Linked DNA regions of Homo sapiens: region 1 is linked to region 2. The links are chromatin loops, found by intact Hi-C in ENCODE. Cell type or tissue: B cell. All regions are shown on one strand. Each heading gives the region's core, and the rest is flanking DNA. Links, peaks and the distances in the headings are about the cores only. Region 1 overlaps SGMS1 (sphingomyelin synthase 1). Region 2 overlaps SGMS1 (sphingomyelin synthase 1).

What was found. Peaks named below come from ENCODE experiments on the same cell type or tissue, not always from the same donor. Only the 100,000 strongest peaks of a DNase experiment are listed, where the experiment ranks them.
Region 1: it touches region 2 in a loop (2.6-fold over the local background); 10 of 110 quality-filtered maps call a loop at or near these places.

The regions. Positions count from the first base shown.
Region 1 is chr10:50,303,976-50,316,849 of GRCh38, forward strand. SGMS1 (sphingomyelin synthase 1) reads right to left here. Exons shown (of 11, transcript NM_147156.4): 9 at 7,287-7,440; 10 at 4,007-4,173; 11 at 1,625-3,346. The coding sequence ends at 3,167. Among named protein-coding and RNA genes, the nearest start is that of ASAH2, 59 kb to the left of the region's middle. RefSeq lists an enhancer at 9,112-9,611. In B cell, for the core only: CTCF peaks have their summits at 7,045 and 7,248; a DNase peak (open chromatin) is centred at 7,036.
Region 2 is chr10:50,357,269-50,370,142 of GRCh38, forward strand. The region is part of intron 6 of SGMS1 (sphingomyelin synthase 1); the gene reads right to left. Among named protein-coding and RNA genes, the nearest start is that of ASAH2, 110 kb to the left of the region's middle. RefSeq lists an enhancer at 5,624-5,693. In B cell, for the core only: no CTCF peak of the experiment used is centred there; DNase peaks (open chromatin) are centred at 4,823 and 5,553; H3K4me3 peaks cover 2,022 bases; H3K27ac peaks cover 3,794 bases.

The DNA of each region.
Region 1 (12,874 bases), core at 2,134-10,133, 53 kb before region 2:
CTCACACCTTATGGTGTAAATTTCTTGCTCCTCAGTCCATGGTGAGAGTATGCTTTACCACCATAGGCATAGGTTTCTCTCACTGCAGACTCTTACTGAAGAGTTTATGAAAGCTCACAGTATTGATGGGGGAGGGGGGAAACTTGGCTTCCAATAGGACTTTTACCAGTTACCAGTTGCATGCCCTTGGGCAAGTTATTTAATATATCTGAGTCACTTTGGTTGGTCTATCTGTAAAATGGCAATAATAATTACACTTTGTGGATGTGTGAGGGTTAACTAATACATGTAAAATGTCTAACTTAAGTGAGCCAAAAAAAAAAAAAAAAAGACATTGAGAAAGCACATGTCCTTATACAGGCAATCCTTACCAAGTGTACAATGATACTCTAGAATACAATGAGCTTTCTCCTTGTCCTTCCTGGGATTTGCACACTAGAGACCCAGAAGATATGTCAATTCATGAATCAGTGTAGTCAGCCATGAAGAACAATCAGCAGTGGATTTCTTGATACATATGTGGCATGTAAACTCATAACAAATTTTTATATAATGATTTCTAGTTTTTTAGGGAAAAAATCCTATTTTTAGCAAGTGCCAATATATCATTTCCACTTACTCAATTTACTTTCCCTTCAATATGGCAGCAGCTGATAGTCAAAGTTAGTGAAAGGCTATAACAGTTAAATAAAGACCTATCCAAGGGTTTGGCTCTATTTGCCTAAAGAGGCCACCACATTTCCCCTGTCTGATACACAAGTTTAAAGCCCCACACAGGAAAAGTTTTACTGGTTCTAATTTCCTTTTTTTTTTTTTTCGGAGATAGAGTTTCACTCTTTTGCTGGGGCTGGAGTGCAGTGGCACGGTCATGGCTCACTGCAGCCTCTGTCTCCCGGCCTCAAGCGCTCCTCCCACCTGTCTCCTGAGAGGCTGGGACCACAGGCATGTATCACCGTGCCAGGTTAATTTTTGTATTTTTTGTAGAAACTGGGTTTCATATTGATCAGGCTGGTCTTAATCTCCTGGGTTCAAGTGATCAGCCCACCTCGGCTTCCCAAAGTGCCGGAATTACAGGCGTGAGCCACCACACCTGGCCTCTGGTTTTACATTTCTAGCCTCCTTAACACATCCTTTATCAAAGACACATCTCCACTGTTGACATTTTCCTTTAGTCACCACATCAGAAATAATAATAACCTTTTATTCTTTTTAAATAGTTATTTTCCATTACCACTGGTTTATCATAGTACTATTACTCTATTTCTCACTTTGGATTTACTTTTCCTTTCCATCTACACTGGAGAAGCTATATTACTGCCAGATATAGGAAAAAAAACAATTTGGTTGAGAATTAGAGAATTCAAAATGTTAGTAAACATTGTTCTAAAGTTTGAATTTAACTTACATGTGACTCTTTTTATATATTAAAAAACTCTCTAGAATTTACTAAAGATTAGAATATATTTTAAGGAATCCCAAGGAAAAAAATCCAGATAATTATTAAAAGTCCCATGTCAAGCAGAAACACTCCATGAAGAAATTCTGAAACTGATTTTCTATCTTGCTTTAATGGCTCCATTTATGACTTCTGTGAAGAATGTGAACACAGTAGAAATAACAGCCATTTATTTTAAGTATCAGTTTTTATTAAAAAGTGCATTTTGATTAATTTATGATCTAGGTAAGCTGTAAGATACCAGTATACTCTCTGGAATAATAACTTTACAAAGATTTAAAACAAACAAAATTTTAAAAGCCTTTTTATTTCCTTCACCATTATTGTTTTACAATACAAATATCACCTTGTGAATACACAAAAAAATCCTACGGAAGATAATTCTGCTGCACGTAAAATACAGAATGGATATATATACTTCTTCATTCTTAAAAAACTATTTTGTTCTCCACATTGGCAAGTATAGAATAGAATACTTCCCCAAACATATGTATGTTAGGAGTAAAACTTAGAGTTACATGCAGTTTCTGCACAAATATCTTTTAAAGAAATAGATCTCTTTTTTGTTGTTCACCAACAAAATTGTCATGAGAGTATGGATAACTAATTCATAGCTTTCAAGTTTTAGGTAAGTGATCATTTTCAAAACTCTCTTTAAGAAAAGATATTCATGGCTGTTTTCATTGAGTAGTTAAAATTGAACTACCAAATCGACGATAAAATAATTTAAGTGGTACATGTCATTGCTACCTGATCACAATATGTGAACAGGCTCTGACTCTAATTAACAACCTCATTATTTAAGTCATTGCAATTTTAAAACCATAAGCAGTCTTCTGATTCAATTTAGCTATAAATGCAAAATTTAGTAGTGTATACATATATTTATATTTTCAAGGAATACTTTATTTTAAATAAAAACATTTAAGATTGCCTACTGACCATACAATCAAGACAAGAAAGGCACTAGAAACATAGACAAATTTCTCTCCCAAGATGCATTTTTAAATTTTAACTCTCTTCTCTCTGACATGTTAAAAATCTTTAAATTTGGTGTTCATAACATCATTTTGAAAAATAAAGTTAGGAAATACTTAGAAAATCACTTTATAACAGAATCTTTTTTTTTGCACTTTTTGAAACACTGCCTTTGCTGATTTTACAAAACCCAAAGTTACCAAACCTTTCTGTGTCTATCATTTTTATTTGAATATCGGTGCAACAGGTAGAAAGATTTCAGAATCAAACCCCATTCAGGTACTTAGAAACCTTCATAGAGACATTTGCTAGAAAATGGCTTACAGCCCAATCTTTGGGGCAAGAGATATGAAAAGTATGTTTTCCCAAGAAAATAATACGCTTTATTTCCAGATGTGACTGGAAAGACCAGAACTTATGATATAAAAGCTTACATTTATGCTGCTGCATCATATACAAAGGAACATGGTGGTTGCGGGTTATGTAAATCCCAAACTTATGAACAGGAAATGTGTACAGTGCATGATAGGTTAAATTTTTCTTTATTGTTGTCCAACGCAGGTCCTTTGGAGAGAAAAAAAGATCACAGTGCTGACCAGGTAACTCAATAGGTTAAGTCAAGGTAACCATTGAAAGATAATAGGATTAGGGAGGTGTTTATTTTATGGCATCTTCTCTCATGGAGTTCTTAGCACTTCGGACAATTTGTCTTTTCCCCACTTTGTACAGCTGTTATGTGTCATTCACCAGCCGGCTGTATTTAACTTGCCTACTGAGGTGGACTACTGGCCAGGGGAAAGGCCAATGGTAAGATCGAGGTACAATTCCTTGGACATTCTTTTCAAAGTACTGAAATGGCCTGTACCACCACACCCTGGCCAGGAGGTTCATCTGGGAAGCTTCCTTTAGCACCTAGGATAACAAAGAAACATAAACACATTTCTTACAATCTTTCACTTTAAGTTCAAATACTTGCCACGCTAAAATTCCCAAAGGACTCCATACCTGCCCTGCGTGTCCACCCACATATCCCAGCTTCTCTCTCTCATCACCATTCTACACTCCACATTCATCTACAAACTGAGCCACATCCCAGTAGAAAAACAACGCCAATTCTGGGAGGGCAAGGAGAACTTATGGCTCACTCATCTCTTGCTTATAAATAAACACCTCAGTTAGCTTTTTAGGTATTCCTCTTCTATGCTAAAAATGTTAACACTTAATTAAATGTTAAATATTAAGCTTGTGATGTGCCCCGGGTAGGGAGAAGAGGATAGGAAAGCAAATCAAGCAAGGAGGGACACAAGCTTAGAAAATATTTTTCATTTTTCAAGGACAATGAAAGTGCGTTCCTTATTCTAGAAGGAAGTAATTCCTCACATCATTATATTAATAAACTTTTTATTCTTAATTCTGAAGAGAATCAATGTCACAAAAAAACAATACAATCTTAGTTGATTACTACTTAAGAAAGAGAAACTTCAGACATCCACAGGTTCTTTGCACCCTGTCCAAGCCAGCAACATCAAGCCAGAAACAACAGAAGCTAAAATCAAAAGCGGGGAAACTCACTTGCTGATTGGCCATAGTGTGATACCACCAGAAGAGTCTCGTGGTGATGTAATATGCCACCACCACGTCCACAGTGTAGTGGTCATGCGCTAAGAGAATACAGAAGATTCCAACTACGCTGAGAAGCCAGCAAATCCAGTGATACCACCAGAGTCGCCGAGGGGAATCTGAAAGGGGGAGAGATTTGCAATAGTCCCATTATTCAAATGACATTAAGGGCACCCAACTATGCCTCTACTAATGCTTCTGAATCCAATTACCTTGAGTCTTCCCTTCTGAAAACAGATCTAGTGAATCTAAGGGCTGTCATTTATCTGTAACCAAGGTTAGAACAGAAACAGCTTTTTATGATGTGATTATACTAGTGATAGTAATTCATATTTGGTTCTTACTTGATTCATACAATCATAAATAGAGTTTAAAAGATGAGGCTAATCAAATAAGGACAGGTTAATGCATCATGTTTCGTTTTTAAAAACTGTCCATTGACATTTAAATTTACCTCTAGCTAATTTGGGGTTGATGCTCTACACAAAAATCAATACCTTTTGGCCCACAGAGCCTAATACAAGGACTAAGCAGTCATAACTGATTTAACTGTACTGCTTTCCAAGTTCTGCAACCATACACTAATCTGAAAGTCTTTGAGATTTTCATTTCTCAAATACAAGCAGAAAAGCATCCAGACGCCTGGGAATTCTAGTTCAAGTGCCTTCTCAAAGGTCGAATGGTGTCAGATAAATACTTGTCTGTATCCCCATTTGGGAAATTACCTGAGAAAAACATCAAAATTTCTATTAGTGCAGGCCTTTCTACCTTGGATTCTCAATTGTGGGATTCAGAGGCTCTGCAGTGTTAGGCAAAATGTTGTTTGAATATGATCTATACTCTCTACACCAGCATGACAGGTTCAGACTTTTATTGGATTCTCAATGGGTCCAAGAACCAGTCATTCATTCAACCAATATTCATTGAGCCTCTTACATGCCAGGGACAGGCAATGCTCTAGATACCTGGATCAATGAATAAAAAAGGCAAGGAGGCTGCCTTTGTGGGAAGATCCCTTCCTAGTGGGGAAGAGAGATAAGAGACAATACTTATAATAAATAATTTACACATTATGTTAGGTGTTAAAGGCTGTGGAAAAATAATAAAGTTGAGCTGGATAAGGGGGATCAGAAGTATAGGGAGTGAAGGGCAGTTTGCAATTTTAAATGGAGCAGTTAGGGTAGGAATATTCTAGTAATATTTGTATTTGATACCTTGACAATACAAAAACAAGAAACAGCTACCATTCAGTCTCTGTGTGACTCTATTAGTATCCATATATGCCATCTAATTTTAATGTTCATAAACTTTTTCCCACCCGATGAAGCAGATGTGAATATCTCATTCTAAACATGAGGAAACTAAGACTTAGGTTAAAGTTTCTTCCCAGGGTCATAGAGCTAGTAAGTGATAGTACCAACGCCTCTGCCTCTCAATATGACACATTGCCTTATTGTCAAGATGGATAAGCCTTGACCCCGTTAAAGAATTTCAGGTATCAGGCAGCAGGAGCCAGGAATCCCTCCCCCAGGGGTGCTGACATCTGGCCTATGTGATTCCTACTGTCCACATCCAGTTACATTCCAGTCCAAAGGCTAGATTATGCCCTGACAATTCTGAACAGATCTTGCTAGAACTCACTATATCTGCTCACGTACTAAGTATAAGCACTGGAACATCTATTCTCCCTTTTCTATCTCAGTGCCCTGAAGTGCATCTCTCTTCCCTTCCTGTATTTCCTTATCTTAGTTTTTCAAGAACAAAACTAGGTTTCGACCCAGTCCACTACCTGTTTTCTCTACCCCATAATCCATCCTGTTATCTGCTGACTCTCTTTATTAATGTCTTAAAGTGTCTGTCACTTCTCTCCATCCCTGATGCCATCAGGCTAGTTTCCTTTGTTACTGCAGCAATCTCCTAACTTTTCTCCCGGTCTCCAGTTTGGTCCCCCATCCAGTCCATCCTGCAAGCTGCTGCAAGAGTGATTTTTCTCTCTTCAAAGACAAATGACACTGCCCCACTGGTTACAACCCCTCAATGGGCACCCGATCTACATCAGCTGAGAGTTCAGACCCTCTTCTTGTGGCTTAAGCACCCCCTGTGATCTGGTTCCCACTTACCTGTCCATTCTTATTATTACCCCTACTCTGAATTCCACCCACTTAAACTTCCAGAGAGTACCACATGCTCCCAAGACACCTCCAGAAGGCAAAGCATCTCCCTCCTCTGTGATACCACAGCAGCCTGGTTCTACTCATTGCTCTTCATGGAAACCCCCCTGTATAATGCTTATCAGACTGTTTCTAACAATGTGATATTGAGCATAATAAAATTTTCCATAAGTAGAGAAATGAATAAATATGTGTAGTTCATTTCTAGCACTGTAATATTAATAGCAATTAAAGTGAATGGACCAAAATCTCATATCTCAAAAACATAATTTGAGGGTAAATAGTGGCAGAAGAATATAAATGGCAGTATGCCATTTATGTATATAAATTTAAAAAACCACAAAACAATAATACACAAGTCCAAAAAAATGGATGGAAATGATATAGGAAAGGAATGAAAAGGTTTTAATCATATATTAACATTTCATTTCCTTTCTAAAAGGGTTATCTGAATTAAATATGACAAAATGCTAATATATATTAAATCTGAGCCATGTATGCGGTATTTATAATATTATTTTGTGATTTCACAATAAAATATTTTAAGTACGTTTCTTAAGGGAAATTTCCCATTTAGTATCTGCCTCAGCCCTGAGCCCATGGCCTTGTTGAGGACAGGGATGAGTCTGACCCATCACTGTACCCTCAGGCATGTAGCATAGTGCCAAGTGCTGAAAAAATAGTTGCTGCATCAACACATAATCTACCATCACCCAATCAGGCTTGATACTGGATTTCTGTGTCCCTTTGAGATTTCCATCTGGCTCCTTACAGCAGCTGTATAACTGGCTCATAACACACCCTGCAGGCTGTGCTTGGAACTGCCTCCACCCCAGTACTACAGATGACACTCCAGGACACCTCGTCCTCAGGAAGACCAGTTCTGTCCTTCCACATATTTCCCTGGGTGCCAGTTGCATGGCGATGAGATGAAGCTGCAAGCCTCCTGAAGCCTCCAGTCTTGCTTCAGCAGATTTTCCAGAAAATGAGCTTTACCAGAGGACCAGAGTTCATGAGAAATGGCAGGTGAGGAAATTACAATGGAAGTCTTTTAGACTTACACTCTTTGATAAATAAGTAGGTAAGTGTTAGCATGACCGTGTGGCCGCTGTACAGATAGTCCCCACACATGTTGTGAGAGCCAGTGATAGACAAGCCACCTCCAGCAATGAGCTTCATTATTCTTCGCAGTTGGGCTTCCCAGTCTCCGAAAAGCTGGCAGAAAAAAAGAAAAGAAGAAAAAGAAGATTCATTACGAGCCCACATGAAAATGTGCGAAGATTACTATTCATATCCAGAATTAAGCTTATATTAAGAAACATAAAATCCCCACCAGGAAGTTTGCCCACTCAGTGTTTACCATTCCAAGAGTAGCCCTTGGGGCGGGGGGGTGGGATGGTCCTACAAATGAATCACGTGGCTTCAGGACTTTTCACAGTTAGCACTTTTTAAAGCACGTGTCAGTAGATGTTTCCCCAGTTTTTCAAAAATTACAATGACAGAGAAACAGTACTTCTATCTGACTGACTGAATAATTGCTTTAGTATAACTATCATTTGGGAAAAATAAAATTTAAATCTGTAGTCTAGGAAAAATTTAAAGATGTATTTTTATCATGGTTGGCCTAGAAGACAACTGTCCTACTACACTTGGCTAAAGCAGCTGAAGGTTTGGGTAGTCAAATATATGAATATTTTTGGTATGTGGATGTTCAGGGATCATGTTGAAACAAGGGATGTGCCTTTAATCTTCTCAAATTATGTAGGTAACATTGAATAATTTTCCAGATTATAAATTAATTTACCTGTCTATGATACAAGTCTGGGCTGGACACCGGAGTAATAAATAGCTTGAACAACTCATTCATTACAACCTTTATTTGCTCGGTCAAGTAAAATGTGTAACTGTCTATATTTTATGCTTGTTAGTACTCTTTTAAATTCTGGTTGTCTAATTTAATTACCATGATCCAATTTAATTAAATTCTGGTTGTCCAATTTAATTACCATGATTTCAATATTTAACTTATAAGAATCTAGCTTTGGGCAACATGTTTTATTATAATTTCCTTTTAAAAAATTATCAAGACTTCTGATTAAGGATGGAAGGATGATACATCAGTGAAGTGTGAGAAATTAAAAAAAAAAAAAAAAAAGAATGGCAGATGGAGCACACCACACAGAGGATATAAATTTCCAAATCCAAAGAGATCACTGAATGCTCAACATAATGGAAGAAAACAGATCTACATATCAAGACTCAGCATCATGGGATTTTAGAATCTGGGGACTAAGAAGAGACTCTAAAGCCTCCAGAGATTAAAAACAAGCTTTACATGAAGGATCATTAGAATAAGACTTTTCAAAAGCCACACTGAAAAACAGAAAGCTTTGAGAAAATGCCTTTAGATTTTGTGGGAAAATGATTTCCCACTTAGAATTCTGTACCCAGCCATATTACTACTAAGCATAAACTGAAGGATAAACTAAGGATAAATTAAAGCCTTTTTCATATATACACGATTTAAAAATATTTACCGCTTATATACTCTTTTCCAGGAATCACAGAGGGTACAGTCTCCAAAACAAGGGAGTAAACATGGAGAAAAGAAGAAATGGGACTCACTACGATGCCAAAAAAGGAGAGATGAAGGACTTCACAGTAGCTCACAAGTTTGGGCTGGAAAGCAAACAGCCAGAATGCTCTGGAGGGATGTCATCATGGAGATGAGCCCAACAGAATACCCAATGCCTCTGGCTGTATTGAGAGGAGTTTCATAACTTGGGGGTGAGTAAGTGCAAAGAAAACTACTAAAGCAAAAAACCAAGGCAATTACTAACTCTACAGGAAACAAAATGTTGTGCAGAGAAGGAAAGTAATTCTAGGAAACGACATGACTTGGCCATGAATAGCATTTACAGAACTGTAATAATGTAAGCACTGCATATTGAGCTAAACGAAGGACAAAGAACTGCACAGCAAAGACAGGATAGGAAACTTGAACGTGTGTAGTGGAGATGGGGTCGGAGGGTAGGGATCATGAAGGAGGAGTCACAGACGGACACTAAAGCTTTGCCTTCTACAGCAGAAGTCAGTAACGGTGAATGCCTATATTCAAAAATTACAGAGTAACAATATCTCATGTCACGTGGAGACACAAAAGTAAACACATTAAAAAATCTAAAAAAAAGAGTGAATGACAAAGAGTTAAATACCACAAGGTTCAGCTAAAAGAGTTGAAGGAGAATAGGAAAAGGCGCTGTTGGGGTCAGGACCAGGAGACTACTGTTTTTTCACATCGAGTTGTGTAGAACCATTTTAGTTTTCAAATTGCATGCCTGCATAAACATTATAATTTTTTTTAAAGTTTCAAATTAAAAGTTTGGTCCAGTTCTGTTATAACAATGGATAAAATGTAGAAGAAAATTATGGCAAAAAAGCTTGGGTATTTCTTCATTTTACATTATTTCATAATGCTTTTCTAAAATTCCCTCTGTGTTTTAAAAATGATAAATCATATTCTCAAGGCAGCATCACCCATACTTTGTCCTCTCATTTGAGCAAGAAAATCTTTGTGGTGAAACAATGTGTTTGGGCAGAAAGGAGAAATTATGAAGTAAACCTGGCACTGAGGAAAAAGGCAAAAATTTAATGCTGTATTTCTTACAGGTACCCTTAGAGACCCTAAGCTTCCTTTTCAAAATATCTTCCTATGTTTATCAAACTTCTGCAAAGGGAAAACCTCTTTAAGCTTAGTGAGAAATAGAAAAAGAGAAAGAAAAATTTAAATTATGTTTAAAAAAAGCAAACAAAATACAAGACAAATTACAAAACAGTTGCAGCAGAAACAAGTTAATATCTATATTGTTTACATAGCACAGAGAAATCAAGTAAAATAAGACCAACTTAGGAAACAAAACTTATCAAAGGACAAGGGATGTGACCACATAGAGGCATAAATTCTGTCAAACAAATATAAATAAAAATGAACATAACAGGAGCTCATTTTCCCATGTTGAATTAGCAAAGCTTAAAAGAAAAAAGAGTGAGCTAATGGTGAGGCAAGCACAAGGACGGCGAGGCTTGTTTAAATGGAGGGGATGGGGGGAAGCAGTGGCTGTCTCCAAAGTAGTGCAGGGGAAGAGCAGGCCACGAAACAGATATCTGCGGGTAAAATCACAGCTCTTCGAATGATTTGCTGTGTGACCTTATACAGCTGAACCATTCTAAGCCTCGATTTCCTCATCTACAATTTGGGAAGAATATATTTATTATCACTGGCAAAATCTTCTGAGAAAATAATCACCAATAGTTTACCAGCAATTTAAACAGTCATAACTTCTGACCCAGTCACATTGCTTCTAGGAGTCTACCTCAAAGAAATAATACCAAATATGAAGAAAAGTTCTATGTGCAAAAATATCCCACTGTAACACTAATCACAAAAGCAACAGGCTGGGCGTGATGGCTCATTTCTGTAATCTCAGCACTTTGGGAGGGTCGCTTGAAGCCAGGAGTTTGGGACCAGCCTGGGCAACATGGCGAGACTGTCTGTACAAAAAATGTAAAAGTAAGCTGGATGTGGTGGCATGTGCCTGTAGTCCCAGCTACTTGGAAGGCTAAGGTGGGAGGATCCTTTGAGCCTAGGAGTTCAAGGCTACAGTGAGCTACAATCATACCGCTGCACTTCAGCCTGGGCAACAAAGTGAGACCCTGTCTCTAAAAAAGAAAGCAAAAAACTGGAAACAACCTAAATGGGAACTGTTAAATAACTATTCAAAACCTGGTCTTTCTAGGGACAGTATTGGCAAGATGGGGTGCCTGCTGTAAATGCATTCTCAGGTCCCAAGGTAGACCAGTGAACCAGAATCTAAGGTAATTTAAATGCACATTAAGATTTGAGAAGCCCTGAACCAGCCTACAGCTGTTTACCAAATTATTTAAAAATAAGTTTACAGTGACTGTATAGTAAGTCTAGATTGTAAGCATATTCCTCTATTAAGAGAAAAAAACAGGAAACACAATGTTTGGTATAATTATAACTGTTTTACAAACACTATGTGCAGAAAAAGTCTAGAATGTAACATATTAAATGTTAACAGGGTTAGCTTGGAAATTGGTAGGCTTTCTTCCACTCTCTGTCCTGGTGTGGCTTCCCTTCCTTTCCTTTGGCCAGAAAGAGAGGGATTCCCTTGGAGCTCTGTCTGCACCCAGAGTGCAATTCTGGGATGTGCACTGCCTTTGAAATCAGGCAGGAAATGTGAATGGAAAAAAGAAAAGAAAAGAACAAAATGAAACAGGAAACTCTGGACTGGGTCTTTCATACCTTGCATTTTGGTTTCCTTCCTCCATCTGCCCACTATCATTTGCTTTTGATTCCTCAAATAGCTGATCCATATATTCTGCCCAGTGTTTTTTGGCTGCATTCAGTGTGAAAGAAAGATGGAGTGTGCTTACTCCATTATAACTGGAATTGAAACCTTGCCTATCAGTAGCTTTTGAATGTCTATTTTTGAAAGCAGAGATAATTTAAGGGAGACATAAAAACTTTCAGTGGATACTACAAAGCTGTGACAAGAAAGTCTCATATCTACACCACTATGTGCATTATGGTTTCCCAGGGTCACAGAAAACCAATAACCAGTAAAAACAGGCAATATTCTTCAAATTCTAATGAACTACCAAGAAATTAGGTAAATTGGCCAAATCACTTACACAATACCAAAGCACAGAAAAAAAGAGCAGAAGGAAGAGGGAAAGGCTTTTGAATGAGACACACTATCAGGTACATTTAGAACCAGTGAGCCTTTGGTTATGAAAGACACAGGTTTCCCAGTATTTTTTCAGTGCTAACATAATGTACTGATGACAGTCAGTTTGCCATCATTCAGTTTGCAGATGGCTTAGAGCACTGGCTTTTTCTAACTACATTTGCAGAGCAGGGGCACTGACTGTACTTCAGCCCCATTAGGAGGAAGGGGGTAACCTAGAACTAAAACCCATCAAATAATGCTGCACAAATTAATGGCTTTCATAGCTTTGACAGCTTTGGTATAGCTTTGTTGAAGAGCTGAAAGTGAGTACTAAGGAGCAGAAATGCGATTTAAAATAAGCATTGACAATCGCTAATGCTGCAGCCTAGAGCAGCCCAGGAAAGTCAGCAAGGCAGACCCTATCTGCTGTAGGTCTCCAGTGTTGGAGCCGAGCCTAGAATCCAAGTCCTCTGACTATTTAAATGTGCTATTTACAAAACTATATGCTGCCTTGTGCACAGCTTGGCCCTCACAAGCTTGGATAAACCAGGAACTTGATACATACAAAGGAACTTTTCCTTCAGCAGCCTAGGTACCTTGCAGAAGTAATATTATACTATTCCAACTACCATGAACAGCCAGACATTTTCTCAAAGTCCCTCTCTCCCTCCTATTAAGGTAAATTATTTTGTTCTGTTCCCAAAGAGCAGTCTTCCTCCAGAATAGAAAATTCATTATCATCCACAAAATGCTAAAAAGGCTGCTGTTAAAACACTCAGACCAAAGACCAAATCCAATACACGAATCAAGTAACAGGATCAGGAGGAGGAATGGTAGAATCCTCATCAATCTGCATCTTCAGCAGCCTGCAACTGAGAAACACACCTTACACACTG
Region 2 (12,874 bases), core at 1,822-9,821:
AAAGCCAAGCAGGTCTTTAAACAGAAAAGTAAAAGCAATTATTCTGGTAATGAAAAAAAAAATTACTAACCAAAATTAGTAAATAAATCATTTATAAATTTTTTTTATCCTTATTCACAAATAATCTATTATACTACCTTGTCATCTGGCACTCGCTAGAAACAAGACAGGGTTAACAATTTACCATGCAAATTTCACACTGAACATAAGTTTTCAAGAATCAGAATACCACAAAATACTGCAATGCAACGAGACCTGGGGCAATTGCTCAGAAAATCTGAATTCTAACACTTGTTCTAGCACTAACCTGTACTCCAACCCCAGTGTCTCAGTTTCCTAGTATGGAATAATTTATTCCATCCACTTATTCTATTAGTTAAGGGAATTTGCATGTACCTGACAGTGCTTTGGAAAACATAATACATAAAATGTAAGAAATTATTATACTGAATATAATTTATTCTTTCCTTGACGATTCGATGGACTTTTAAAATGAATGCCATGAAATTAATAATTTAATTTTTATGATTTTTTAAGGCATGAAGGACTCAAGATTGAACAAACAAGCTGGCGTATCAGTGAAGAAAGTACTGAGAAACTACAGGATTCTAGATGTTTCTAAATGCTGATAATGACAAAAGAATGATGAAAGTCCTACATGCGTAGTCTCTTAGACTTATAGTGAACCAAACTTTTGGCTTCACGTATCAAACCTCTAAAAACAAAAGCACCTGGACATGGTGGTTCATGCCTGTAATCGCAAAACTTTGGGAGGCCAAGGTGGGAGAATCTCTTGAGGCCAGGAGTTCATGACCAGTCTAGGCAACACAGTGAGACAACATCTCTATTTTTTTTAAATGTAACAAAAAATAAATACATTTAATAATAAAAACAAAAGCAAAAGTAACATGGAGTATATACATGACTTTACTCTGAAAGCTTACAGTTGACTTAAAGGAAGATCAAAATCTTGCGGACATGTAGCATTTAGCTCAAACTTTATAACACAAAACTACCTGTGGGGTACCTTGTTAAAGGGCAATACAAATCAAGAATTGATATTATTTTATTATGAAACAGACCAAGTGCCTCTTTGTAAAAGCTTCAAGTTCAGATAAAAGTTTTTACATCTTGTGGAACTTTCCATAAAATAATAACCAGAACAGGTACAGTGGCTCACACATTTTGGGAGGCTGAGGCAGGTGGATAACTTAAGGCCAGGAGTTTGAGACCAGCCTGGGCAAAACCTGTGTCTACTAAAAATACAAAACTTAACTGGGCGTGGTAGCTCATGCCTGCAATCCCAGATACTCAGGAAGCTGAGGCATGAGAATTGCTAGAACCTGGGAGGCAGAGGCTGCAGTAAGCCGAGATCCTGTCACTGCACTCCAGCCTCCAGCCTGAGCAACAGAGCAAGACTTTGTCTCAAAAAAAGTAAATAATAACCTAACAGATCTTTTAAGGCAATGTAGCCCACTGAAATACTCATGAGATAGGTGTTCAATTATTCTCTAATTCAATTTGGATAGCTTTACTCCAAACAAATCTAATAAGGTATAGATTTGTTATTTAGCATTTGAAGAGTTAAATAGAAGAGTTCATAAAATGGTATAGATTTGAAGAACAAAAATGGTTAAAGTAACAGCCACATAGTTTCAGCTGAAGGACCTACACATTTATTTCAGTCTACTGTTGAGAAAATTTTAGAAGATTACTTTTGATGCCTTAACCTTTAAATTGTCCCTTATTTTAAATTGCTATTACATGCTGTGCTCAGAATTCCACAGTCCAACTCTGGTTAGCAAATAAAATCATCCCCTATGAAATGGCCCCTTGAACTAAGTAAGTGTGTGCTGACCTACTTTGCTAAGATACAAGAAGAAGGGCTTGCTGGAGTGTATGTATTTTGCCTTTTTGTCCACTTTGGCTGGTAGACTTTAGGCTGTTAGAAGAGCCTTACTTAATGACATCTTTTGGTCTCCTCCACACTGTGTTTATTCAATAATGTTTAATACTTAGATTTCACAACATCTGAAATATATTTCTCTCAGTAGCTGCCCTATAACTTATGCAATTGATAGTTTCCCCCCTTTTCCCCACCTCTCCCAAAATGACCCATTCCATCGTAGTAGCCTCAGTGTTGTAGAAGAAAAGAGAGAATTTGGGGAGACAAAACAGATATGACACAATGACAATAAATCAGCCATGTCCACTGTATACCATGGACATGTTTATAGTTGTTCACTGAGGATATGAAATATAATACTGTTTTATACATTTCATGGAGAGTCCTGGCACCAGCAACATCAGCTAATTCTGCCTCCCCTTCCCCAAGCCTCCAATTGAGTCATTTTGTGACAGAATATATGTAAATATTTAGTGATCAAGAAATCTAAACAATCATTCATTATGGCAAAAAAAAAAAAACTAGAAAAAGAATCTAAAAGCTCTAGAGTAGAAATTGATTAAATATATTGTACAACAGAATACCAAGCCTCTGCCACAGACTGTACTGTATTTCCATATCTATAGTAATACATATTTATAGCTTTGTCACATAAACAGGTTACAAACAAAATGTATTACTTTTGTAAACACATATTACAAATATCCACAGGGAAAAAAGGGTTAACTTCTTAACCCTTACCTCTGGGTAATAGAATTATGAAATAAATTTCTGCTTTACTTTTTTTTCAGTATTTTCTAATTTCTCTGATAAACATATATTACTTGCATTTAGAAGGGGAAAGGATTTTTTCCCCCAAACATACTCTATGTTTTTGAACATGTAGTCTGCTTTGTAAATTTAAAAATACGTGTTTCCTTCATTAGCTTTCTTAAAAAATATAAAATGAGCTTGCAGATTTCTCTAAATAATAGGAATCTTGGCTTTCTGTGTATAATTATGTTCCCAAATTCTTCATATTCCCAAGACATAATGGTCCAGGCGTACAAGCCAAACCACCAAAAAAGATGAAGCTGAAATCTGAATCCAAGTGCATAAAGCAACTCCAGTCTCAGATATTTCCCATCATTCCAGAGGGAAAACAATAAGCTATTAGCTTTACAATTGTTCTATTATCTAGATTTCCTTCAATATCCATCCATCCAGGCTGCTGCAAAACAGCAAAGCCTTTAAAAAAAAACTCTGCAGGTTGTCATTACAATAAAAACTAATATAATAGCTCTACTGATAACTAATCACTATTGTTTTTCCCATGGGATTTCATTCTTAGTACTAATTACCAAAAACTCGGGAGATGATCTACTCCCACTCAACTGACTAACTGCCCCTCTGAGTCCGAACCAGCAGGACTATTTTAATATTTGCCTAGTTAATCTGTAGAACTTGGACACGGATTCACTCCAGCAGTACTCAAGAATGGAGGACCTAATCAATGTTTCCAAATTCCATTAGCTCTCACATGAGCTGATGCACACAGTACTGATCTCATCTGCCCTGAGAAGCCTGGGAAAGTCTAACACAGGCTATTTCTATCACACAACACTCACTTCCTTTCCCTTCTTCCTATCTTTTTCAAAATGAGAGCTAAAATTCTTCTAATTTGCTCCTCATTTAGCTAGAATAAAAATATTGCATGTGCCCTGGAATCCATCATAAAAGTAAGTTAAAACTGTAAAAAGCCAGATGGCTTAGGAAAAGGGTGAGGCCGTGCTTTACTATCCTCTGCTTTTTAAGAATCTTTGATGCCATATTCTAAAGCATACCCACAGTGCCCAGCTTACTAAAACTACCTCTATCTACTCACCTATAAAGTAAAAGTAATCCTGCATTCTTCTGGGGAGTAAGAAAGATCAGAAAACTGACATGGAATTTAGTAGGGGCATAGCAGCAGGGGATTTTGAAAGCATCTATGGGAGAAAAAGTTCTGATCCTTCTTTTCCTCCCTTTCCTACAGAAAATCCAACAGTGATCAGTCAAGAGCTGGCGATGGGGGTAGGAGTGGCAACTGCAGGTTGGGGAGGTGGCAGAGCCAGTGTCAGAACAGACGAACGAGGTCACCCTGCCCCACCACTCCTTGATCCCTCCTCATCCCTGTCTCTCCTCATACCCCCAGGATTAAGCAAGCATAAACTAAAAAGGCTGCCCGAGGAAGTCATTCCATCAGGCTCTCAAGTTCACATACCCGTCAGAACCCAGGCACATTAAATCAACCTGGATCACAGAGAATATGCAGTCGTCAGGACTGTGGCAAACAGGATAGGGCAAGCCATACCTAGTGCAGTTAAAGTTCAATTTTTTAAGGGGCAAAAATAAACAAAAAACATGCAAGCTGAATCTGGCCCACGGGATTGCCCCTTGCAACTTCACTTGCTCTCTCATTCATTATATCTAATCATGAATTCCTGGAGATCCTATCTTGAAGGCTCTCTCAAACTGTTCCCTTTTCCCTATTCCCATTTGCTTCTGCTTTAGTTTCTGCCTCCAGCCTGGCTCAACTGCAACCCTCTGCCACACTACCATGAGATCTAGTTCATAATCTGATCTCTTCACTTGAGGCTTAAGCTCCCCACAGCTCTCAAGATGATGTTCAGATGCCTTGACTTAGCTCCAAGGCCTTCCATGACACGGCCTATTTATTTACCTGTATTTTTCAGCCTTGCCCTACAAGCTCTGGGCCTGTATCATATCCATACTCAAGTGTTCCAGTAGATTCCCACACAAACCAGTCATTTCATACCTTGCAAGTTGTTCCTTCTGCCTGGAATATTCTTCCTACCTTATACCTTCCTTTGTCCTTTCATTTGCTTTGGAATCTCTAGAGCCTAATGCATAGTACACACTTAATAGATGTTTCCTGAATACCTAATTAAATGAGAATGCAAAGGAGATGACTTATGGTTCCAGAACATGGACCCAGTGATGCGTATCTCCTTTATATATCAAGCACATAAAAATCTACATAAAATATAACTGCTGACATTTTAATACCATAATCAGTTTCAAAATAAAGAAAAAGAATTTCTCATGTGTCAAAAGAAGAAAAATCTCAAATTCAGAGTAGAAAAGATACAAGTTAACACTTATATCCCACAGGGATATCAGACTTGGACTCTAGCTGCTAGGGGTTGGGGACTTAAGATCCCAGCCAGGGCAGAGGACTGAAACTTAGACCTTGAATAAAGCAAGAATCTCTCTAAGACCAGAAAAACTGGATCCATGAAACTGACACACAATGATACAGAGTCCAGATTTATACTATCTGCGTAGTGTGAAATTTCCAAGCCAAGAAATTAAGGTAAATATAAAAGAAAAATAAATATAAATAGCTCCTTAAAGGCGCTTCAAAAAGCAATGGTTCATAGGACTCCCATGGAAAAAGTAATCTTTGCTGAGGATGAGCAAATAATTGAAAATTATGAATCACACAAGGAAATGATCCACCATGAGGGAGATTTGCCAGGTGTGACAAACAGGAAGTTTACCAAACCATGAATTTGATCATATAAAACAGGTTTGAAGAGGCTATGAAATAAAGAATTGAAACCACAATGTAAAAACAAGACATGATTTTTTTCTTAAAGATAGATGTGTTTAAAGAAGGTACGGAGAAACCCTAGGTTCTCTCCTCTGGCCTGTGACCCACTGATACTTCAGGAGGAAAGAAGAGAGAGCAACATGTTAAAAGCAGATCAAAAGAGGAAGTGAAATCAGCAAAAAAATAAAGTATATAAATATAAAGACAACTGACAAATTTTGTCAAGCCCCAAGGATCTCAACAATCTAGCACCCACATCTTTTTTGGGGGGTGAAAAGGGAAATAAAAAACTGAATCCAGTTAATTGAAAGATGAATCAGATTTCCAAAAAGGTATTTCACTGGACATATACATTCTATCTCACTGTCTCCAAAAACTCCTCTGAAATGGTAGTAAAAAGATTTTCTTTTTTAAAAAAAGGGACAAGAAATCAAAACAGTCGAAGAGAACAGAAGAGAAGAGAACAGAAGAGGAGAAAACAGGGACACGATTTCGGAAGTTGGGAAGCACATGAATCAGTGGTGACGGATCTGGCAGGCCCAAAACAAGGAGCCCTAAGCCAGCAAAGGGGAAAGAAGCATTCTGATTTACATAACACTAAATATTTCCTCTAGCCTTAAAAGTATGAGGAATTGGTGGCATCAAGTACCTTGGAAATGGTGTGAAAGTGGAGTTAAAAGACCACTTAATAAGTTTCTCTAGATTCTCACTTTGTACAGCTGAGCAACTGCCTCTTCCCCACACCATAGAATACTGAAGTTTATCCTCTGGAAAAGAGACATGGAGAGTTTCTAGAGTAGTGGACATTAAACACAGTTGAAAGCAGTGGTATCTGACTAAAAACAAGGGACAAAGTGAAAGTTGCAAAAAGATTAAGTAGGATCTGCCCTTGCCTTTTACCTTCTTAGGCACCCAGAATAACTTGCAGGTTAATGATCAGATGAATTTTTTTCTAGAAATACCCAAGATTTTAAGAAAAAAGACTTAAGGATACTGATCATCTTACACTGAAACCATATAAACAAGCTCACCTCATGCAAAGAGTTTCCAAACAGTTTTATTTGTGCCTACTTTAAAATATGAAAAAAAATCACCAGGTATCTGAAGAAACTCTCTAATAAATATAAAAGCCAGAGATGAAGATAAAAAACAAACAAACTAAAAGAACTTGGAAAACAGACTATGAAAAACTATTACTAACATTTTCAAAGACATAAGGTATCAAAAAAGAACAAGATGGTACCACAAAAAGGAGAGAGAATTTTAAAAAGAGAGCTCCTGTAAATTCCTAGTCAATATGAACAATTCAATAGGAACAATAGAAAAAGTTGAAAAAAAATTTCAGATGTGAAACAAAATGAAAGATGGAAAATTGAGAGAAGAGAATAATAAAAAAGCAATCTAGAAGCCCAAGATCTGAATAGCAGGAGTTCAAGAAAATCCAAGAAAAAAACAAACAAAGATTTAGAAATATTTTAAATCTAAAAAGAGAAAATTTAAAAAAATTATCAGAACTAAAGGAGACATGAGTTGGCAGACTGAAAGTTCATCAAATGTCCAAAAACAATGGCTGAAAGTACACTTTCTGTTATTACCATTCCACACTAATTAATTTTTTTAAAAAGGATAAGAAGATCTTGAAGAATGCTCCAGCCCCATCCTGCTTTTCACTTTCTGGTTGTACTTCCCTCCATCTCACCCCAACCAGAAGGGCTAGTCTCCATCCTTGACCTTCCTTATTAGGACTTTTGTCCCTAACCAGAAGAGCTACTGAGGACCTAAAGCACAAGGACAATGTTCCTGATATCCAAAAGTAGAGTTTTGATTGTACTTCCAATCACAACCTTGTAATGGGCAATAGTGCCTCCTTAACACTAAAGAAGTGATGAGAACAATAACACCATAAACTTTACATACATGTTATGTAAAATAATCGTTCCCTCCAGCTTTTCTAAGGCAATTCAGATTTCAAACATATTTTTCCCTTCTCTCATACACCATCAAAATGTCCTAGAGGATGCAATATTTCAGTTTCTAAATGACTTCTCTCTTAGCATGTTTCTGCTACCCAGTAGTAGTTACAAATTCTTGATCAGATATGTGCTGACGATTTTTACTCAGAAGCATGGCCACTATAAATAACCTGAGGACTTTGGAAGGCTGACTGGGGCACCCAGTCACCACGCCTAACAAAGATAATCAAAAGCAACTAGGCTGAGCATGGTGGCTCACACCTGTAATCCCAGCACTTTAGGAGGCCAAGGCAGGCAGATCACCTGAGGTCAGGAGCTCAAGACCAGCCTGGCCAACATGGCGAAACCCCATTTCTACTAAAAATACAAAAATTAGCCAGGCATGGTGGAGCATGTAGTCCCAGCTACTCAGGACGTTGAGAATCTCTTGAACCCGGGAGGTGGAGATTGCAGTGAGCCGAGGTCGTGCTACTGCACTCCAGCCTGGGCGACGGAGTGAGACTCCATCTCACCAAAAAAAAAAAAAAAAAAAAAAAGCAACTAATTTAAAGTATGTTTTTGGTTTTTAAGTTGGAGACTTTCTAGTGTTGGTAACAAATTGATAGGCTGAAAGAAAAGAACACAATTTCTTGATTAATATAACATATTCTAAAAACTAACTATACTGAAGTTTTTTTTAAAATTTTATTTTACTTTAAGTTACAAGATACACGTGCAGAGCATGCAGGTTTGTTACGTAAGTATACATGTGCCATGGTGGTCTGCGGTACCTATTAACCCATCATCTAGGTTTTAAGTACCACATGCATTTGTTATTTGTCCTAATGCTCTCTCTCCTCTTGCCCCCATACCCCCGACAGGCCCCGCTGTGTGTTGTTCCCCTCCCTGTGTCCATGTGTTCTCCTTGTTCGACTCCCACTTATGAGTGAGAAGATGAGGTATTTGGTTTTCTGTTCCTGTGTTAGTTTGCTGAGGACGATTACTTCCAGCTTCATCCACGTCCCTGCAAAGACATGATCTAATTCCTTATTATGGCTGCATAGTATTCCATGGTATATATGTACTACATTTTCTTTATCCAGTCTATCATTGATGGGCATTTGGGTTGGTTCCATGTCTTTGCTATTGTAAATGGTACTGCAATAAACATGTGTGCATGTGTCTTTATACTAGAATGATTTATATTCCTTTGGGTATATACCCAGTAATATACTGGGTCAAATGGTAAAATATGCTGGGTCAAATGGTGTAAGTAATATGTTGGGTCAAAAGGTGTAAGTAATATGTTGGGTCAAATGGTGAAAAGCAACTGCAATAAAAGCCAAAATTGATGAATGGGATCTGATTAAACTAAAGAGTTTCTCCACAGCAAAAGAAACTATCATCAGAGTGAACAGGCAACCTACAGAATGGGAGAAAATTTTTGCAATCTACCCATCTGACAAAGGTCTAATATCCAGAATCTACAAGGAACTTAAACAAATTTATAAGAAAAAAAAATCCCATCAAAAAGTGGGCAAAGCAGTTAGAGTGGCGATCATTAAAAAGTCAGAAAACAATAGATGCTGGAGAGGTTGTGGAAAAATATAAACGCTTTTACACTGTTGGTGGAAGTGTAAATTAGTTCAACCATTGTGGAACACAGTGTGGTGATTCCTCAAGGATCTAGAACTAGAAATGCCATTTGACCCAGCAATCCCATTACTGGGCATATACCCAAAGGATTATAAATCATTCTACGATAAAGACACATGCACACGTATGTTTATTGTGGCACTATTCACAATAGCAAAGACTTGGAACCAACCCAAATGTCCAACAATGATAGACTACATTAAGAAAATGTGGCACATATACACCATGGCAAACTATGCAGCCATAAAAAAGGATGAGTTCATGTCCTTTGCAGGGACATGGATAAAGCTGGAAACGATCATTCTCAGCAAACTATCAGAAGATCAGAAAACTAAACACCATGTGTTCTCACTCATAAGTGAGAGTTGAACAATGAGAACACATGGACACAGGGAGGGGAACATCACACACCGGAGCCTGTTGGAGGGTGGGGGGCTAGGGGAGGGATAACATTAGGAGAAATATCTAATGTAGGTGATGGGTTGATGGGTGCAGCAAACCACCATGACATGTGTATACATACCTATGTAACAAAACTGCACGTTCTGCACATGTAACCCAGATCTTGAAGTATAATTTTTAAAAAAGTGGGCAAAGGATATGAACAGACACTTCTCAAAAGAAGATATCTATGCAGCCAATAAACATATGAAAAAAAGCTCAACATCACTGATCATTGGAGAAATGCAAACCAAAACCATAATGAGATACCATCTCATGCCAGTCAGAATGAAGTTAAGTTTTGCAGTCCACTGAGGATTATAAATTCTCATTAGCTGGGTAACCAATGGTTTTCCATTTCACTGAGAAAAAGTCTACCAAAGTATGCTTATAAAAATAAATTGGAGTGACTGAGGTAAAAAGCCTAATTTAAGGAACACAACCCTAGGGACTAACATCAAGTTTCAAAATTAGCAACAACTCACAGGCCCAGATAGGAGAAATCAAGTTCAAGTCTACCTCCCAAAATAAATTTCTAATACTTATTTAGATAGCTACAAAAGATCAAACTATTTTCAGACTAGAGAACATGCAAAGGGATAAATTCTAAATTCATGGCGCTTAAATGTATATCCTTTGAGCATTCCTCGCCATGACAGCACCACTTGCGTGCCCACCATGTTCTTTGCTCCCATATATGGTTCTCCCTGTCTCCTTCTGCTGGTCTCCTGGAGGTAAAAAAAGAATCAAAAGATTTTAAGAAAAGCACATGTAGATCTCTACCTAGATCTCCACACCAGTCCCTACCCTTAATGCATTAAGGTTTTCTTTTCCTGACAGCAATTACGTTAATTCTTTGAAAACAAATATCCATCAATCAATTCATTACATCCTTTCCACTCACCGCTGACTGTGACTTCTTGCTTCTAACTAAGATGTGCTAATTTCCCAAACTTCCAGGTCCCACTTTCACTGAGCTTCTCTATTAACTAACTGCTGGTTAAAAGCACCAAAGTTTGGCTCCCTAGAGGATAATCCTTATCCATGAAGTAGGTCACCACTGGATCACAGGATCAGGTTGTAAAGTGACCACAGCTCTAGTTTTGGACTAAGGTAAAATACCACCAGGGGGCAACGCAAAGTCTGTGAAATTACACACTCATCCCAGTGCCCTTCTCAAGTTATACAGCATCTTAGAGATAGCTTCCAATAGATGTCCTGGGACCAAGTGACAAAACTATGTAATGGAATTGCAAGAACTAGAACCCCTGTTTTCTGAGCCATCAACTGATGTGCTCTCCTCTATATCCATGTGATTTTAATGTGCATTTAGTGACTCTACAATTAGTTGTTTCCATAGTTTTTCATGCAAACATACTGCATATCTAAGCTATCTTGCAGTCATACAAGACCATATCTAGGACACTTCAAAGAAATACAAAAGCTTAAAAATTAAACAGCATGTTGTTTTCTAGAAGGACTAATCTCAAAACCATCACTACAAATATTTATTCTTGCTTTATACTAATTTTTTTATTTTTTATTTTTTACTTTTTGAGCCGGAGTCTCGATCTGTCACCCAGGCTGGAGTGCAATGGTGCGATCTTGGCTTACTGCAACCCCTGCCTCTCGGGTTCAATCAATTCTCCTGACTCAGCCTCCCGAGTAGCTGGGATTACTGGCACCTGCCATCATGCCCAGCTAATTTTTGTATTTTTGTAGAGACAGGGTTTCACCATGCTGGCCAGGCTGGTCTTGAACTCCTGACCTCAGGTGATCTGCCCTCCTTGGCCTCCCAAAGTGTTGGGATTACAGGCGTGAGCCACTGCACCCAGCCAATACTAAATTTTAATGAGCTTTCTTCTCTCACTTCCATAACTATAATTCAACATAACAAAACTAGAGCCTTGCAATTAATCAATGACCACTGAACTGTAAAGAAATTATATAAATTATGTAAGTTTTCAAATTAGTTAACCAAAGGCATTATAAAACAATTTGTAAAATAGATAAAAGATTTGAACAAACACGGCCAAGGCTATTTTGCATTAGGTCAAATAAATACTTTACTCTTAGAAAGCCTTGATTATATATTACTGTGGAATGTTACACTTAAAGAACCAAGGTTCAAAATAAGTTATACATAAAAGTGTTCACAAGTTCACAAGCATTTATGAAGTCTCCAACATTAACGTATATATAACATCAAACATATGAACCATAGCTTTCAATAAATTATGATTAAAAACCTGTAGACAAAATACTCCATAAACAAGCCTAAAAGATAAATGACAACAGGGGACAGAATATTTAAAAAATCCATCATACACTGTAAATATGAAGAGCAGATATTTTCTTAAAAATCTGATAAGAAAAAGACTTTACACAAAGATTACAGGTCAGGTGCAGTGGCTCACATCTGTAATCTCAACACTTTGGGTGGCCAAAGCAGGAGTATTGTTTGAGCCTACGAGTTCAAGACCAGCCTGGGCAACATGGCAAGACCCTGTCTCTACAAAAAATTTAAAAATTGGCCCAGTGTGATGGCACATGCTTATGGTCCCAGCTACTTGGTAGGCTGAGGCAGGAGGATCCCTTGAGCCTGGGAAGTTGAGGCTGCAGTGAGCCATGTTTGTGCCACTGCACTCTATTCTGGGTGACAGAGTGAGACTCTGTCTGAAAAAGTAAAATAAAAATAAAAATTACAAATAGGTCAATCACATACATATGCCAAAAAAAAAAAGCAAACAAAAAATCCCATCAACAAATGTGGAGGAAAAAAGTTCAATCTCACTAGTTACAAAAAAATGAAAGACATATTAAAACAACAGCAAGATGCCATTCTTTAGCTATCAAGATGGCAAAGATGAAAAAGGGCTGCACTGAAAAGAACCAGTTTCAACAAAGATCCAAGTTCTGCCAATTCTACCTCTTAAGTATATCATAAATCCATCTACAGTCATGTGTCACTTCACGACGAGATACCTTCTAAGAAATGCATCATTAGGTGATTTTGTCATGGTGTGAACATCACAGAAAATGTATCTGGACAAACCTAGATGGTGTAACCTATTACATACCTAGGCTGTATGGTATAGCCTATTGCTTCTAGATTAAAAACTTGTACAGCATTCTACTGTACTGATTATTGTAAGCAACTGTAACATAATGGTAAGCTTTGTGTATCTAAATGCAGAAAAGGTACTGTAAAAATATGGTATAAATAATAAAAATTGGACACCTATAAAGGGCACTTACCATGAATGGAGCTCGCAGGACTGGAAGTTGCTCTGGGTGAGTCAGTGAGTAAAGTGGTGGGTGAGT